Linked DNA regions of Mus musculus: region 2 is linked to region 1. A link is a loop called in an ENCODE intact Hi-C map of the cell type or tissue named here. Cell type or tissue: gastrocnemius. All regions are shown on one strand. Each heading gives the region's core, and the rest is flanking DNA. Links, peaks and the distances in the headings are about the cores only. Region 1 overlaps Ece1 (endothelin converting enzyme 1). Region 2 overlaps Eif4g3 (eukaryotic translation initiation factor 4 gamma, 3).

Region 1 (8,579 bases), core at 1,696-5,695:
AATTCAGTCCTTGTAGATAGAGGGATTCCCCTCACCCCCTCCCCCTCTCTGTTTTTTTGGAGGTGGATGCTGTAGCCAGAGCAGGCCAAGACTGGAATGTTCCCAGCCCCATTGGGCTCCAGGGAATGGCAGAAAGTCATCCACCCACAGCATCACGTAGTAGATATGTGGGCTCCCACTAGGTGGCGCTCACCGCAGTTCTCATGACTCCTGCAGGGAGCAAGCTCTTGTGATATGTGTGGGAGAAGCCTAGTAGTGCCCATTACAGCCCCTGGCAGGCCATGCTCCCACACCACACAGCACGGCGTGCGCTCACACACACACACACACACACACACACACACACACACACACACACACACACACACACACACACCTGGAAGCCGGAGTCCTCCTTGACCAAGACGCAGAGACAATATGGTCTCGGCCCCGCTTGCTAGGATGGGAACTACAAGCAGGCACCTGGCAAGGTTCTTGGTCCCTGTAAACACATTCGAGGTCTCGGCTCTTCGGGGGAAAGGTAACATAAGAAGGCAGGAAGGTGCTGGAGCCGTGCCCTGCCACACAAAGGGGGACCTTCTGGGTCTGGATCATCTGCCCTTTCTATCCCGTCGCCTTGCCTCTCCATAGAGTGGCAGTCCTGGATACTGGTATCTAGAAGCGGGGTCCTGAACTGGGTTCAGCCATATGGACATTGCTCAGGGTGTGCAGGGAGCCAAGGCAGGAAGACGCAGACTGGTTAGGGATGGATGGGCACAAAAGCAGAACCCCAAGCCCCGCCCCTCCAGAGATTTGAGAAGGGCGGTAGCGGGAAGGGCATCTGCCCTCAGAAAGACCCCTTCTCTCAAGCCCGGAGTTTCCCTGCAGGCACAAGGACATGGGGTTTGGAGCTGGGGACTCTTATTTTTTTGTATTATTGTGTTTTGTGCTACTGTAGTTTTGGTGTGGCACTATTATAATTAAAATAAAGTACTTATACCAAGAGCAGTGTGTCTGTGTGTCTGTCCTTGGAGGATGTGTGTCCTGGATCATGGGAGGGACCCTGGACAGCACAAAGCTACCAATTCTTTCAGAAGTCTAAGACCCTGAGGAGTAACAGGTTATTGCTGCCTGTGCCACCCCCCACCCCCAGCCATTCCTTCCAGGAGGTGCTTTGTACGTACTCCTTGCTGGTGAGAACAGTGTCCTCCTCCCCCCACGCACACACATGCAAATACCCACGAGCACACATGCACCCTCACATATGCACACGCGCGCACACGCACACACACACACACACACACACTGAGAAAATCGGGTTTCCATTGTCTTAGAGCAAAGGACTTTCCAGTCCCAGATGCTTGATTAGAGTTTCCAAAAACAAAACAAAACAAAAACAAAAAACAAAGCCTGGTGTGGATTGTTATTTGTATTTCCTGCGCCCTCAAGAGGGGTGTCCCAATGAGGAGGAGATCACTCGGGTGATGTCAGGTGAAATCTTAATTGGTCAAAGAAGGCTAGAGCCTGTGTCTGGGCAATGGAAGGAAAAGGCACAGCTGAAAGTTTTAGAGAAGGGAGAGAAGGAGGAGGAGAAGGGAGAGGAGGAGGAGGAGAAGGGAGAGGAGGAGGAGGAGAAGGGAGAGGAGGAGGAGGAGAAGGGAGAGAAGAGAGGGAGGATGAAGGGAGAAGATGGAGGAAGAAGAGGGTGAAGGTGGAGCAGACCCAACGTGGTCTGGAGGAGCCACAAGTAGCTAGGGATTTCATAGATGGATAATAGAGCAGTGTAGGGTATTTTTGCCCAATCTAGGTATGCAGCTTGTATTTATATTAACTGAGTTGTGTATTCTTTGCACAGGTATTTTGGGGCTGGAGATTTATCATTATAAATCTGGCTGGTATAATCTAAGTCTCTAGTGTTTTCATTTCCTGGGCCTAAGGGGAGCTGAGTGAGCGGTAGCTGGCATTCTCAGGGTACCCACCTCCTCTGGCTATCTTCTACACAGTCTCCATTTACAGTGTTCTCCCTGGGCATCTATCTCTGCCTCATAAACTCCTACCCATCCTTCAAGGTCCCACACAGCATCACCTTCTCTAGGAAGCCCTTCCTCGCCTCCTAGTCCACAAAGATGTCTCTTTCTGACTAGGGTGTGTCTGTTTGCTAGTGCTGTGACAGACACCACAAACTCAAACTCGATGCCTAACATGACCGAAATCTGTTATCTCATTGTTCTCAAGGTTCAAAGGCCAAGATCCAAGTGTTGACAGGGTTGGCTCTTCCTCTGGCTGTCGTGGGAGGGAGGGTGTTAGTGCTCCAGGCCTCTCTCCTGGCTCCGTGACGTCACACCCATGCACACACAGGATGGACTTCTGTGTATACTCCATGCACACACACTAGCTACTGCCCACCCCTTCCCCAAGAAGGGACATCTCCTGTCAGTTTCCTGCTGTACCCCCAGGCCCTGGCCTGCAGACGACGGTACTCCTAACAGACCCTCTTCCTAGCAACCAAGAGTACTGACAGTTCTCATCGCCCTGAGTCCCCACTGCTCTTCTCTTCCCTCCTTTTCATAAACAGTCCATCTGTGCCAAGTCAGTAATGCCCCTCTCCCGATGCAAAACCTGAGCCTCCTGCCTGGCTGTTCAGGGTTTTCCCTTGCAGCTGAGGACTGTGGAGAGAACAGAGCTGCGTCAAGAACAACTGGAAAAATGTAAGTGATCTGAAATCCTTAACTGTGTGAGCCAAAGAGCTAGGCAGAGGCATTCCGTGGGAAGGAGAAGGTCTTTTGTTTGTTTGTTTTTAAAGATTTATTTATTATATGTAAGTACACTGTAGCTGTCTTCAGACACCAGAAGAGGGCATCGGACCCCATTGCAGATGGTTGTGAGCCACCATGTGGTTGCTGGGAATTGAACTCAGGACCTCTGGAAGAACAGTCAGTGCTCTTAACCACGGAGCCATCTCTCCAGCCCGGGAAGGAGAAGTTAAGGAAGTCTTTAAATGCCTCACAGACCTCACTTCAGAAATGGCCCAAGGACAAATAACTTCAGAAGACAACTGTGCTTCAGTGAAGATGAGAATCCGTGCAGAGACATGTTCTACCCATGCACAGAAAGGTCCGTGCTATAAATGCTTGTAATTCCACTGTACTCACAACCCAGATCCCAACATCACTGTCTGTGGATGGGTGTGGTGCAGGGCATCTCCTCCCTGTCGTGCATTACAGCCACCAAGATACATTGTTACAGCCACAATGGTTACACTGTTACAGCCACCATGGTTACATTGTTACAGCCACCATGGTTACATTGTTATCTTAAGCAGAATGCATTAAGCTGATTGCTGTTAATGAGAAGATGCACAGCAGTACCCAAGACTATTTTCATTTTTGTTTTGTTTTGTTCTGTGTCTTTAAGACGGAATTTCATGTAGCCCAGGCTGGTCTTGAACTTTCGGTGTAGCCGAGGATAACCCTAAACTTCTGATCCTCCTGCCTCCACCTCCCAAGAGTGGAGATTACAGGTGTGCACCACCACATCGAGTTTATGGTGTGCAGGGGATGGAACCTAGGACCCTCATGCTGAAATGTGTGTCCCCTGTCCCTCCCAGGTGAGCATGTCATGTGATGCCTAAGACAGGTAACTATGTCACACCTGAGACAGTGGTACCAAGTAAGGAAGTGCAGTTTGATCATGTGATGAATGTGTATCTGGGAGAGAAGCTACACATGGTACACACATGCACGCAGGCACTCACATGGAGTCATAAATTAAAACAAAATAAATCTTAAAAACAAACAAAATAAAGACCAAACATGGTGGTATAGGCCTTTAAGGAGGTGTTAGGCGTTTTGTTTAGAGGCAAGGTCTCATATAGCCATGGCTGCCTGGAACTTTATTATATAGACCAGGCTGACCTCAAGCCCCAGAGATCCATCTGCCTCTGTCCCGGAGCCAGAGACTAATAGGGCACAACCCATAGCTGACCTAGTACGGAAGCATGACACACCTGGGGTATCAAGGAGCCCATGCCTAGGCTCCCATCATTTCCATGTATTTGCCCAGAACCTGGGTACATCCCTGGTTCTACAAAGGGCGTGGGCTGGCTCAAGCAGTTTCACATGGCAGTGTTACGTTACGACCACTAGGTGGCACCAGAACACAAGGGACTCAGCCCTGGATCCACATCCTGTCGCTTGATCTCCTGAGGCCAAAGAGCCCAGAGTTCTTCAGGTGAGAGAGCTGCTGGGGCTGACAAGACCCACCCCCTAGTCCTTAGACATTAGAAGGCAAACAGACCGTTAAGAAATCCTGAACTGGCCGGGTGTGGTGGCGCTCGCCTTTAATCCCAGCACTTGGGAGGCAGAGGCAGGTGGATTTCTGAGTTTGAGGCCAGCCTGCTCTACAAAGTGAGTTCCAGGATAGCCAGAGCTACACAGAGAAACCCTGTCTCAAATAGATAGATAGATAGATAGATAGATAGATAGATAGATAGATAGATAGATAGATAGATAGATAGATAGATAGATAGATAGATAGATAGATTAAAACAAAAAGCAAAAAAAAAAAAAAAACGGTTAAGAGCACTGACAGCTTTTCCAAAGGTCCTGAGTTCAAACCCCAGCAACCACATGGTGGCTCACAACCATCTGCCATGAGATCTGATGCCCTCTTCTGGTGTGTCTGAAGACAGCTACAGTGTACTTACATATAATAAATAAATAAATCTTTTTAAAAAAATAAGAGCACATGTTCTTCCTCCTCAGGCTCCTGGGCTCTCTCTATGTAGTCCAGGCTGCCCTGGAACTCACTATATAGCCCAGACTGCCCTCAATTTTGTGGTGACCTTTCTGTTTCTACCTTTCCAGTGCTCAGATGGCAGGCAACACCATAATGGCTTTTTACTTATTTTTTTTTTATTTTGTTTCGTTTTTTGAGTCAGGGTCTCATATATCCCAAGCTAGCCTTGAACTTAATATGTAACCAAGAATGGTCTTGAATTTCTGATTCTCCTGACTCCACCTACTGAGTAGTAGACATATATATGTGTGTGTATATATATATGTATATATAGATATACATATATTGTACATATAAATATATGTATAACATAATAAACAATATATTAAATGTTTAAATATTTATATTCATTTAAAATGAATTCATTTAAAATGTTTATGTATTATACCACCTTGATTTTATCTATTTTCTTGGTTGTCTGTTTCTTAGGGTTACTATTGCTGTGATGTAACACTTTGACCAAAGCGACTGGGGAGGCAAGGGCTTTTTTGGTTTATGCTTTCACATCACTGCTCATCAATGAAGGAAGTCAGGACTGGCACTGAAGCAGGGAGGAGCCTGGAGGCAGGAGCTGATGCAGAGGCCGTGGAAGGATGCTGCTCACTGGCTTGCTCTGCATGGCTTGTGCAGCCTGTTTTCTTTTCTTTTTTTGGGGGGGGGTGTTTTTTGTTTGTTTGCTTGTTTTTTTCAAGACAGGGTTTCTCTGTGTAGCCCTGGTTGATCTGGAACTCACTTTGTAGACTAGGCTGGCCTGGAACTCAGAGATCCACCTGCCTCTGCCTCCCGAGGGCTGGGATTAAAGGCAGGTGCCAGACACCACTTATAGCCCCCATTTTAAAAATAGAACCTCTTGCCAGGCAGTGGTGGTGCCCACCTTTAGTCCCAGCCCTTGGGAGGCAGAGTCAGGTGGATTTCTGAGTTTGGGTCCAGCCTGGTCTACAGAGTGAGTTCCAGGACAGACAGGGCTATACAGAAAATCACACACACACACACACACACACACAGCTCATTATGTGTCCCTTGATTTCCCTATTTAGCATAAGCAGGCCTTGAACTCACAATCCTCCTGCCTCAGGTCCCTACCCAATTAGTGCTGGGATTACAGATGTTTCCACACCTAGCAATTTCCTCCTCCTCACAAGCTTCAGCTCTTTCATCAGAAAACAAAAAACAAAAACAAAAACAAAAACAAAACCCCACCACCAGCAAAAAGCAGGTTAGATGTGACTAGACACCAGCAGGAACTCTTTCTAGCCCGGACTGGCAGGATGCCTCTCTCTCTCTCTCTCTCTCTCTCTCTCTCTCTCTCTCTCTGTTTCTGTCTCTCTTTGAGACAAGGTTTCTCTGTGCAGCCCTGATTGTCCTGGAATTCGATCTGTAGACCAGGCTGGCCTCGAACTCAGAAATCCGCCTGCCTCTGCCTCCCTAGTGCCAGGATTAAAGGCTTGCCCCACGACGACACAGGGCTTTCTTTTTCTTCTTTATCCATCATTTATTCATTCTTTCAACAGTGATGTATCGCTTTATTCCAGGTGCAGGAAACAAGCCAGACATACAGCAAAGCAGGTGTCAGTCCCAGGGAGGCGAGCCTGTTTATTCAAAAGCCACCTTCTTCTTTCCCTCCAGTCATCAATCCTTGCAGGTTATTTCACATTTAGAATAGGGGGAACTTATGCCAAGAGTTTATTTCTGTGCATCTCTGGGTGGCTATGTACACACACACACACACACACACACACACACAGACAGACACACATTTATATATAACATTGGCAGCGGCGTTGTCATGGGAACCAGCTTTTGGTATCTCTGGGCATGTGAGTGGGGGAGCTTTTATGGAGCACCCCCTGCATGCACTTTTGTGTGACGTGAAATCCTGCCGGGAGAGTGCCCTCCCACCCCCCCACCCCGAGAGCTTTTGACAGCCCCTTTGATCTGCGCTGTGTATTTTCCTCATTGACCTTGTCAGACGTGAGTGAATGGGGGCTGAGTGTGGAGCTCAGTGGCTGGCGGACAAGATCCTCTGGGACATTTGCCAATCCAGTGGCACGACACTTGGGCTTTCCCTCCTTTGAAGTGCTGCGGGTTGGAGGAAGATGGGACTGAAAAGACACAAGACAGCCAAGGGTTGTATTCTCAGAAATAATAGCCACACTGGCCACTTTGAATGTGGCGTGCAGTGGCGGCTTGGGGAAGGGGGTGAGTGCTAGCCAGAGGTGAGGAGGGAAACTGCTATTCCCGAGCGCTGGCAGTAGGTCTGGTCCCAGAGTGAAGCCTGTCAGTACTGTGAGATGGATATTGTTGTTCTCAATGGGGACCTGGGATGTGAAGAAGAGGGGCCAGATAGGTAGGCAGGGACAAAGCTGAGATTTGAACCCATGTCCTGAGCTCTGGCTCTGCACATTGTTCTCTCTTTATTGTTGTTGCAACTGGACACCATAGACTGGGCTATTTATTAATTTTTGGAATTATTTATTTGAGTACACTGTCACTGTCTTCAGACACACCAGAAGAGGGCATCAAATCTCATTCCAGTTGGTTGTGAGCCACCATGTGGTTGCTGGGAATTGAACTCAGGACCTCTGGAAGAGCAATCGGTGCTTCTAACTGCTGGGCCATCTCTCCAGCCCTATTTATCAGTTTTTAAAGATAGGATTTCTCTGTGTAGCCTTGGGTGTCCTGGAGCTCACACTAAACCATACACCACTAGTGGGGGGGGGGGTGCACGCCTTTAATCCCAGCACTCGGGAGGCAGAGGCAGGTGGATTTCTGAGTTTGAGGCCAGCCTGGTCTACAGAGTGAGTTCCAGGACAGCCAGGGCTATGCAGAGAAACCCTGTCTCGTATCGAAAAAACCAACCAACCAACCAAACAAACAAAAGACATACACCACCATGCTTGGCCTCATTTTTTTTTATTTTGAGACAGGGTCTTACTCTGTCACCCTGGCTGTCCTGGAACTCATGTAGACCAGGCTAGCCTCAGCCTGCCTTGGCCTCTTGAGTGCCAGGATTAAACTGCCATGCCTGGCTGACTTACTGTCTTTTTAATCATGTGTATGTGTGTTGGTGCACACGTAGGCAAGTGTCCACAGAAGGCCAGAAGAGGGGATTGGAATCTCTGGAGTTTGAGGTGACTGTGAGAGCCACCTGATGTCCATGCTGGCACTTGACCCCCTCAAGAGCAGGACATGCTCTTAAGCACTGAGCCGCCCACCCCTCCCCCTCCCTCTTTTAAAAAGAACCATTAGCAGTTTAGTTAGTGAATTGTTCACTGTGAACTCATGGGGACCGGAGTTTGAGCCCTAGCTCTCCTGTAAAGCAAGCCAGATGTATGGTATACGCTTGTAGCCCGAGTGCTGAGGAAGGGCACTGTGGACCCTTGGTAATCACAACCTCACCTAGGGCTGAGCCTCAGGTCCCAGGAAACAAGGTGGGTGTCCGCCAAGGACTGACACGCAAGGTTGCCCTCACAGGTACATGCTCACAAGTGTGTACCGTTTGTCCATGTGTGTCGATGTGAGCGTAGTTACATGTCCTGACCATTATACTACGAGCACCATCATTGACTTTTGCTTTCTTATGAGAGCATCGACTCCTCATTTCTTTGTGCAATCCACCCTTTAGATGCCATTAATCTGATTTCTGGGGGGGTGGTGGTTTCCAGTACATGAACTTTGGGGGTTCACACTGGAGCCATGCCGTACACTACATACCTCTTGTCCATTTGCTGCAGTTATATTTCCCCTTAGTTCTAGGCCAGGAGTGGAGAGAATCAGCAAGGAGTGGTGTCCCAACCTTTCCT
Region 2 (8,579 bases), core at 2,982-6,981, 200 kb after region 1:
TTCCCCGCTTCACAGAAGCTCAGGCAGTTTGCCTTGTATAACCTTTTTAACACGGGGTGGCTTTTTCCTCTGGGAAATTAAAGTGGGTGAGGAGATGTGTGCCAGTCGGTCTCGCTTGCAGGTTACACTCTCGAGGCGTACTTACTGGTGTTTGCACTAGTTTTTGTAAATGACTATCCTCAAATATGCATTGTGTGAATCTTCTTCATATGAGGTATATAGATGCACAAGGTACATGCCTGTGGCCAGACCAAGGACCATGTCTAGTGTCCCCCTCCATCACAGATGACCTTGTTTTTTGAGACAGGGTCTCCTGTGGAATGTGGGTGGGGCTTGCTGTTTCAGCTACCCAGGCTGGCAACAGGCTTTCAGGATGGTGTGTCTGCCCCCACCGCCACCACTGAGGTTGCAGATGTGCACTGTCACTCTGTGTCACCTGTCTTTTACATGCGTGCTGGGGACGCGGCGTCTGCATGTTAACACCTGTTCTGTCTTGCAGGGCCTTCATTCCGTGACCTTCCATCATTTTATATCAGTTCCTGTTTCCCCAGGGCGTTTGTTCTGGTGTGTTTTTATATCCAAGTAGGGGTTAAATTGTTTACTTGTTATTTCCAACTCTGGAAAGGGTCCTTACCCATACAAGCTGCCTGAGGAATGTGAGTCTGATCCCAACATCCAGGCAGCGTTTGGCTAACTGGATAGCTCAGCAGAGCTCTTTGGGCTAGAGCCTGTGTAGGAGATCATGTGTGAGTAACTGTCCTCACTCTGCCGCAGCCACTGTCCCTGCTGTTTCTATCTTTAGTGCCACTCGGTTAAACCATGTCTCATTCCTTATCTGGCCTGCTTTTGTTTTTGTTTTGTTTTAATGTTTGCTGAAACATATGAGATCCTGCCATCTGTTCTGTGTCCTTTCTTGGTACATTTGACAGTATTCACGAGGATTTGAACTTTCATCCTGATGTCCACTTGGCACTGCCATTTCGAGTCCTTGACTCATGGTTGGTGTAAGGAATGCCTTTGGAACATTGAGTTGGAAATGCTTTTAAGCTTATCAACCTTGGTTAGGTCTGTATCTGACCCGGACAGTCTGTTTTTATGGTACTTTAGTCCGTATTTTTCCCCCGGAGTTCTCTATGTATTTAAAAGTGCAGCACTGTTACTAAATGAGATACTATTGTGGTTTGCATCTTACGAAGACTTTTTTTCTGTAGTGTCAACAATCCTCTTAAAAATAATGCAAATATTTACAGCATTTGAATCAGAAGAAAATCCAGGTTATCATTGTGTAACAAGGCTGAGAAATCCAAGCACAGTATCGACTCTGACTAATCTTGAGCAGCAATGCTGGCTGTGGAGGCTCTCTAGTTCAGGAGAGCCTAAACTGCAGGAAAGCCTGCCTGTGTCCCCAAATAAGGGCACATGCCTTGAATTCCAGCGGAGACAGCCAGGGCTACATAGTGAGATTATTTCAAAGAGGGACAAAAGGAAGTAAAGTTCAAAAACCAATAAAGGAAGCTGACTTAAAACACATTTAAGGTGGCAGGTGTTAGTTCTACATACAAAATATAGCTTTAAATTTTTGTTTATATAAGACTTTTTAAAAACATGCGTATGTGTGGATTTGTACATGTTGTATGTGTGCATTAACTGCAGAGACCAGAAGAGAACATTGGACCCCAAGGACCTAGAGGTCCTGGCATTTGTGAGCTGCCTGCCATGGGTGCTCGGAGCTCCAGCCCTAAGCAAAAACAGTGGGTCCTATTTAAAGATCTATTCATTTTTTGTGTGTTGGTGAGAACTCGATCTGTATATATACCTGCATGCTACAACAGGGCATCAGATCCCAGGATAGATGGAAGTGAGCCACCGTGTGGTCCTTGGGAATTGAACTCAAGCCTTTTGGAAGAGGAAGCAGTACACTTAGCTGCTGTGCTCTCTCTCTCTCTCTCCCTCTCTCCCTCTCTCCCTCTCTCCCTCTTTCTCCCTCTCTCGGTTGCAAACAGTAGTTGAGCTACCTAACGAGGGTGCCCGGAACCAAACTTGGTGTTTCGGGGAAAAAAAAACAACCCCACCCCATTTTTTAAGGTAGAGCTCCATGGAGCTTAGTTTCCTGGAACTTGCCATGTAGACCAGGCTGGCCTTGAACTCAGGGATCCACCTGCTTTCCCGTCCTCGTGCTGAGATTACAGGTGTATACCATCATGTCTGGCCACCAGCAAACATTCCTAACTTCTGAGCCATGTCACCAGCCCTGCACAATTTATTTTGCTTTAACAATATTTAACTTGATGACCATTTTGTCATTGATGCATGTTTGTATTACTACACGTATCATGGTAGGAGGGGAAGAGAGAAATACAGACTTTTTTCCAGACAAGAGTTAGTTCCCCTTGCATTGAAGAAGTCTGGAATCACAATGCCTTAAGAGTGGGTGTCTGTTACAGAAAATTTAATAATAAAGTTGTATTGAAATTCTACCTGGAAAGTTCACAAATACAGCTTTTGTTTCAATGTCTTATTGGGTTAGAATTTATTAATAGTTTGTTGTTTTTTTGTTTTTTTTTTTTTTTGTTTTTGACACAGGGTCTCACCCTTAGCCCAGGCTGTCCTAGAAGTCAGTGTAGCCCAGGCTGACATTTCTATCTCCTGTCCCACGTGCTGGGCTGACAGCCGTGTGGGGCAGTAGCACCCCTAGTACAGATAGTTGTTTCTTTCCTTTCCTTCGACAGATGGTGGGTGTAGCTGGGGACGTCTCCTGGGAACGTCTGTGGAGCCCTGGTGTGCCCATCGAGGCCTGTGCCACCGGTGTGGCTTCTGTTGAGCACAGGCTTCCTGGGTTGCAGTGGTAGTTTATCAGATACCATTGTTTGATCCTTGAACCTTTTAGAGGTAAAGCTGTTGCAATGATGGTATTCTGAGGCACTCTCTCCCTCCTGACTCCTCAGGAAGATTATTTCTAACCTGGACACCTAATACCTGGTCTTTTCATCTAGAAGTGTTTGCTGTGACCATGAAGCTTGAGCAGCCACACAGAAGCAGGCTGCTGGGCGTTCTCTGAATGCATGTAATGTTCTTGTCCTAGCTGTTGAATGTTGGACCTCGGAGGTCTCAACCTGGCCAGAGAAGGGAGCCCAGAAAGATAATCACTGTCTCCGTAAAAGAAGATGTGCACTTGAGAAAGGCGGAGAATGCCTGGAAGCCGAGCCAGAAACGGGACAGCCACGCCGATGACCCCGAAAGCATTAAAACTCAGGTGAGGAGCACTATGCCTGTGTCCTGGGCAGAAGTGTGTTACTAGCCTGAGCCTTCCCGTGCAGGCTCTCTCTATATATATAATATATATATATATAAAATAGCATTGTTCTGTGGGCCTCATTACTGAGGCCTACATAATAAGAAATAATCAATTCTGTGTTGGTGGCCCGAAAGTGTCATTCCAGTAACAGCTGTGTAGACCACCTCAAACTCAGCCTTGTACCCTAGTGTTAAAGGTGCCAGTTTCATTATTCCCCTTCTGCAGAGCCGTGTTTCCATTGTGTTGGTGATCAGTCTGTGACCTGAGGATCAAGCTTTCTTTCTGCTTCTGTCTCTGTGGACAGAAAGCACAGCTTGTGCTGCCAGAGGCTTGGTGGGGGTGGGGGTGGGGCATCAGATCCTCTGGAACTGAGCCAATTGTGAGCTGCTGTGTGGGTGCTGGAAATAAACCCTTTGGGGTGTTCAGTTTTGGTGTTGTCTTTATATCTGTCGTATGGGATTAAGTCCTTGAGGTTGGTTGGTTGGTTGGTTGTTAAACTAACTGATAACATGGAAAGCTTAGGCAGATTAGGATTTGAATTAAACTGTAGATGACAAAAGTGACATTCCAGTGACAGAGCCTCCCAGCAGGTGAGGCTTATCCGCCTCCTTCTGCTCTGCTCTGGTCTTCTCTCAGTCTTCCTGCAGGGTTCAGTCCTTCTTAGAAGCTCCTGTGGCTGTTTTGTTGGGTGTTTTACTAAGTACTAGGCAATTGGAAGCAAGACACTGTCTCAAAACCAGGGAGGGATGGAGGGACAGAGGCAGGCTGGGTGAAGGGTAGGTGGGTATAAACTGACTGACAGCCTTTGCAGCTTGTTGTGGCTCCTGAGGTCACTGGGCTGGCTGACTGGGAGCTCTTTATAGACTTGCAGTCAGGTTTTATGTGCAGACAGCTGTTGTCCTTTGTGGACTGGGCTGGTCTCTCCCTTTCCGAGGTGTTGGTCTTTGTTTTTCTTCTTACACGGAGGCCCTTTCAGAGGGTATTGAAAAGCAGTGGTAAAAATAACATAGACACGTGGGATATTGCTGCGCTGTTTCTTTTTCTTTTTTAGAATTATTTTATGTATATGAGTACACTAGCTGTCTTCAGAGGCACCAGAAGGGGACATCAGATCCCATTGCAGATGGTTGCAGCCACCATGTGGTTGCTGGGAATTGAACAGTCAATGTTCTCCAGCCTTGTCCACTGTTTTACATTCTTCTTTTAACTCTTAAGTCAACTCTTTGGGACAGGGCTTCACCTAGAACTCCTGGCTGGCCTCCCACTCAAAGAGATTGCCTGCTTCTGCCTCCTGAGTGCTGGGATTAAAGTCCTACACCACTGCCCCCCTCCTTGCTCTGTACAGCTCTAAGCTGCTTATTCAAAACCAGCAAAGGACTAGTTTTAATTTTAGTGACTCCCCACTAGTCACATGGTAGGACTCTGGTGACGGGAGTTTCCAGTACCTAGGCTCTGGCCTGATGATTCAAGGTCAGCCTAGGAAATATATGATGCTTTCTTTTTTGTTTGGTTTTGTTTTTTGTTTTTTCGAGACAGGGTTTCTCTGTGTAGCCTTGGATATCCTAGAACTCACTCTGTAGACCAGGATGGCCTTGAACTCAGAAATCTGCCTGCCTCTGCCTCCCAAATGCTGGGATTAAAGGCGTGCGCCACCACTGTCCGGCCATGTGATGCTCTCGTAAATTTTTGTGAATCAAAATCTTTTTATTTAGCCCTAATTAGGAACAAATTTTTTAAAATGATAGTCATTCAAAGGTTGCATCAACCATTTTAAAGCTTTAAATGCACTGTTCAGGTCTGAGAAATGCTCAGGGAAGAGGCAGGGCTGTTTTACAGTTGAACCTGTATAGGATATGGAATCCCCAACCTACCCCCCACCCCCCAAGTTCTGGTTCCATAGGAGCAAAGTGGAAGAAGAAAGGAAACTGTATTCAATTTTCCTGACTGACCATTAAGTGACAAGTCGTTCCTCCTCTCTAAAATGTTCCATATGAAGAGCAGTGTGGGAGTTCCCTTAGATGTTAAGTGGGTGCATTTAAGACTGGCTAATGCTGTTTATTTTAACCCTCCTAGGAACTTTTCAGAAAAGTTCGAAGTATCTTGAATAAACTGACACCACAGATGTTCAACCAGCTGATGAAGCAAGTGTCGGCTCTTACGGTGGACACGGAGGAGCGGCTAAAAGGGGTCATCGACCTTGTCTTTGAGAAGGCTATCGATGAGCCCAGCTTCTCTGTGGCGTACGCAAACATGTGTCGGTGCCTAGTAACGGTAAGAAGAGAGGAAGCAGTAAACCGAGAGTCGCCAAGAGGTATACTCTCCCCTCAGTGTAGTCTTCCCAGTGTCGTTGCAGTGCAAAGGGGAGAGTAGATTGCTAGCCCTGGTGTATCTGTTCTCACTGATAGAAAAGAATTTTGCAAAAATAATGTCTGTTCCCACCTCTGGGGCGGGGTATTTGGAGACTTGCTTGAAATGGGACAAGCTTATGGTCTCCTCCAACCCGGAGAACCCTGTGAGGGTTAGGGAGTAGTGTGGAGTCAGATCACAGGCAACGGTTTTATTCTGGAGTGTCTTCTTGTAGAACTAGAGCCGGTACTAACTTTAACATAAACTAAATTTAAAATTAAATTAACTGTTCTAATTCTGGCCTCTGAAACTACGAAGATAGTTGTCTTATCATCAAAAATATTCAAAATCGGAATGTTTCCTCTCTTGCTAGACATAGTAGCTCACACCTTCAGTCCTCGCACTCAGGAGCATTCTCTCTGAGCATTGAGACCTGCCTAGGATCTCAGCAACAACTAAAATAAAGAAATAAGCATTAATTTAATCCGTAGCATATATATGGACATACATGCACATGACTAAGATTAAATCTTATTTAAACCAAGAGAAGCAAGTGAATTCAATGTTACAGCATTGTAAACATAGCATTCCCGCTTGGATAATTGTCTACCTGCTGAAGAAATTCGTAGAAAGGGAAACAGGAAGAGGGAGGGTGAGGCGGGCTGGCGCTGGCTCAGCACCTCCACCACCAGCCACCGCCTGAGCCGCCTACCGCTCCTTGCATCTACATCATTGTGTGGGTGGGTGTGGCAAACATAGTCATACAAGTTTCCATATGCGAGTGTGTGTACCTGGGAGACCATCGAGGGCGTCAGATTCCCTGTTGTTACAGGCAATTGTGAATGGCCTGATTTGGGTACTGGGACCTTAACACTGGTCCTCTGGCATAGCAGCAGGTGCCTCTGGAGCCCTCAAACATTATTCTTTGTTGATTGATAGGACCTCAGCTCTAACATTGAGCTGGATCAGTCTTCTCCCGGGCCTTCTCCCTCCTCTCCAGCTGCCAGCATCTGGAGATGCTTTGAGTTAGCGTTGACCTCTCTGGGAGCTGCCACACACCGCTCAAGGAGAGACCAGTCTCTGACAACAGAGGTTTTTAGCTCAGCTGACAGTGTTCAAGCAACCCTAGCTGGGTAGTGTCGTCACAGATTGAGGGGGATATGTATTCTCATTATTTAGAATTCCTTTTTCAGTCTCAGTGCTGTGTACATAGATTGTGTGCTTTCCACTCATACCCACACTCTCTCTTTCATTGTTGTGTTTTTTTGGGCGAGATAAGAAACACGGGGCTTTGCACATGCTAAGCAAGCTATGTTATCAGTGATCTACCAACGCTTCAACATATCTCCATTTGAACCCTTCCTTCTAGGTGACTTGAGCCCACCCAGCACTATAAAAATGAGTGAGAGACTGGAATGAATGAATGAATGAATGAATGAATGAATGAATGAATGAATGAATGAATGGAATACCTTCTCATGTGATTTTTGCATTGCTTAGGTGAATTCTAAAGTATACAATGGAGTCCCTTTTTTTCTCGCATCGTTAGATATGTTGAGGAGCTGATATTACAGATGTTTTAACAAGCCACACAGCTGCACTTGGTGCCTTTCCCTACCACCTTGTGCTCAGGCAAACCATGTACAACTCAGGGATCAGAAGAGAGAAAGGCAGCTTCCGATGCATAGCTTCTCCCAGGTCAATAAGAAGTGACTAAAGGACACTCAGGACCTCAGCCAGCTGGAAGGCACATAGCTGAAATGTCACACCTTAGTGCCTGAAGAGAACTGCCTACAGGCCTTATTGATAGTGACAGTGTCAGGCTGGAGTATCGTCAGTCGTATCATTGCAGAGTCGATGCCAACAAGACCCTATCTCAGCAATGAAGGAACAGTAGATTAGCCAGGCACTGCAGCTCACTCCTCAACTCCCAGCACTCAGGAGGAACATGAAAAGTTCAGGGCCAGCCTGGGCTGTGTACTGAGCTCTAGGCTAGCCAGAGATCTATACTGTAGACCTCACTCTCAAATCATAAAATATAAAGACATTTTTAACTAAAATAAATAAATTAATTTTGTAACCTAAGTTGCCATATTTTGTTCTAATTAATTAGCATGAAAATGAAAATCTACATTCCAGAATGCCTCTGAATTGCTGCTCAAGTCCTCCTGTCTAAAATACCACTTTGTGTCTGGAGAGTGAATGCCTGGATACAAAAGTGTGCTGTCCAGGTTTATGCCAGCTTCACACAAGCTGGAGTGGTCAGACAGGAGGGAGCCCCAGTTGAGAAAAATGCCTTCATAAGATTAGGCTGTAGGCAAGACTGTAAGGCGTGTTCTTACTTAGTGATTGATGGAGGAGGGCCCAGCCCACTGTAGGTGGGGCCATCCCTGGGCTGGTGTTCCTGGGTTCTGTAAGAAAGCAGCCTGAGCAAGCAGTGGGGAGCAAGCCAGTGAGCAGCGCCCTTCCAAGGCCTTCAGGTCTCGGCTTGAATTTCTGCCCTCACTGCTTTTAACTGAGAATGAAATAAAGCCTTTCCTCCCCAAAATACTTTTGGTCATAGTTTTTATCACAGAAATATTAGCCCTAATTAAGAAGGTAAAGAATTTGAGAAAGTGGTGTGAAGCAGGCCTGTAATTCCAATGGGAACATGAGAAGGAAGGCCAAGGTCCTCAGCTATAGCCTGGAGTACTTGGGACCCTACCTCAAAAAGTCAAGAAGATAAAACAAAAACTTGAAAAATCTCTTTCCATGTCCCATGAGAAGTTCCCTTGTGTCTTATCTGTGTGGCAGGAGTGTGAGTCTGGAGCAAAATGGAGAAAGCTGCCAAGGAGGTTGAAACATCTGGGAGTTACGTTCCCCTGCACAGGTGTGGGGGAAGTGAGGAGAGGGGGATGGGTTGTGAGTGGGTCAGACTCCGCCGTGATGACTGGAAAGA

The links. Hi-C counts contacts between places; a loop is a spot of excess contacts. Peaks named below come from ENCODE experiments on the same cell type or tissue, not always from the same donor. Only the 100,000 strongest peaks of a DNase experiment are listed, where the experiment ranks them.
Region 2: it touches region 1 in a loop (2.4-fold over the local background); 7 of 42 quality-filtered maps call a loop at or near these places.

The regions. Positions count from the first base shown.
Region 1 is chr4:137,964,246-137,972,824 of GRCm38, forward strand. Ece1 (endothelin converting enzyme 1) reads left to right here. Exons shown (of 19, transcript NM_001369179.1): 19 at 1-983. Among named protein-coding and RNA genes, the nearest start is that of Eif4g3, 25 kb to the right of the region's middle. In gastrocnemius, for the core only: a CTCF peak has its summit at 4,114 (motif pointing right); a DNase peak (open chromatin) is centred at 4,123.
Region 2 is chr4:138,160,365-138,168,943 of GRCm38, forward strand. It overlaps Eif4g3 (eukaryotic translation initiation factor 4 gamma, 3), which reads left to right. Exons shown (of 35, transcript NM_172703.3): 17 at 3,083-3,253; 18 at 5,369-5,566. Mir6399 (microRNA 6399) reads left to right here and starts at 2,845; the gene lies at 2,845-2,928. In gastrocnemius, for the core only: no CTCF peak of the experiment used is centred there; no DNase peak of the experiment used is centred there; H3K27ac peaks cover 470 bases.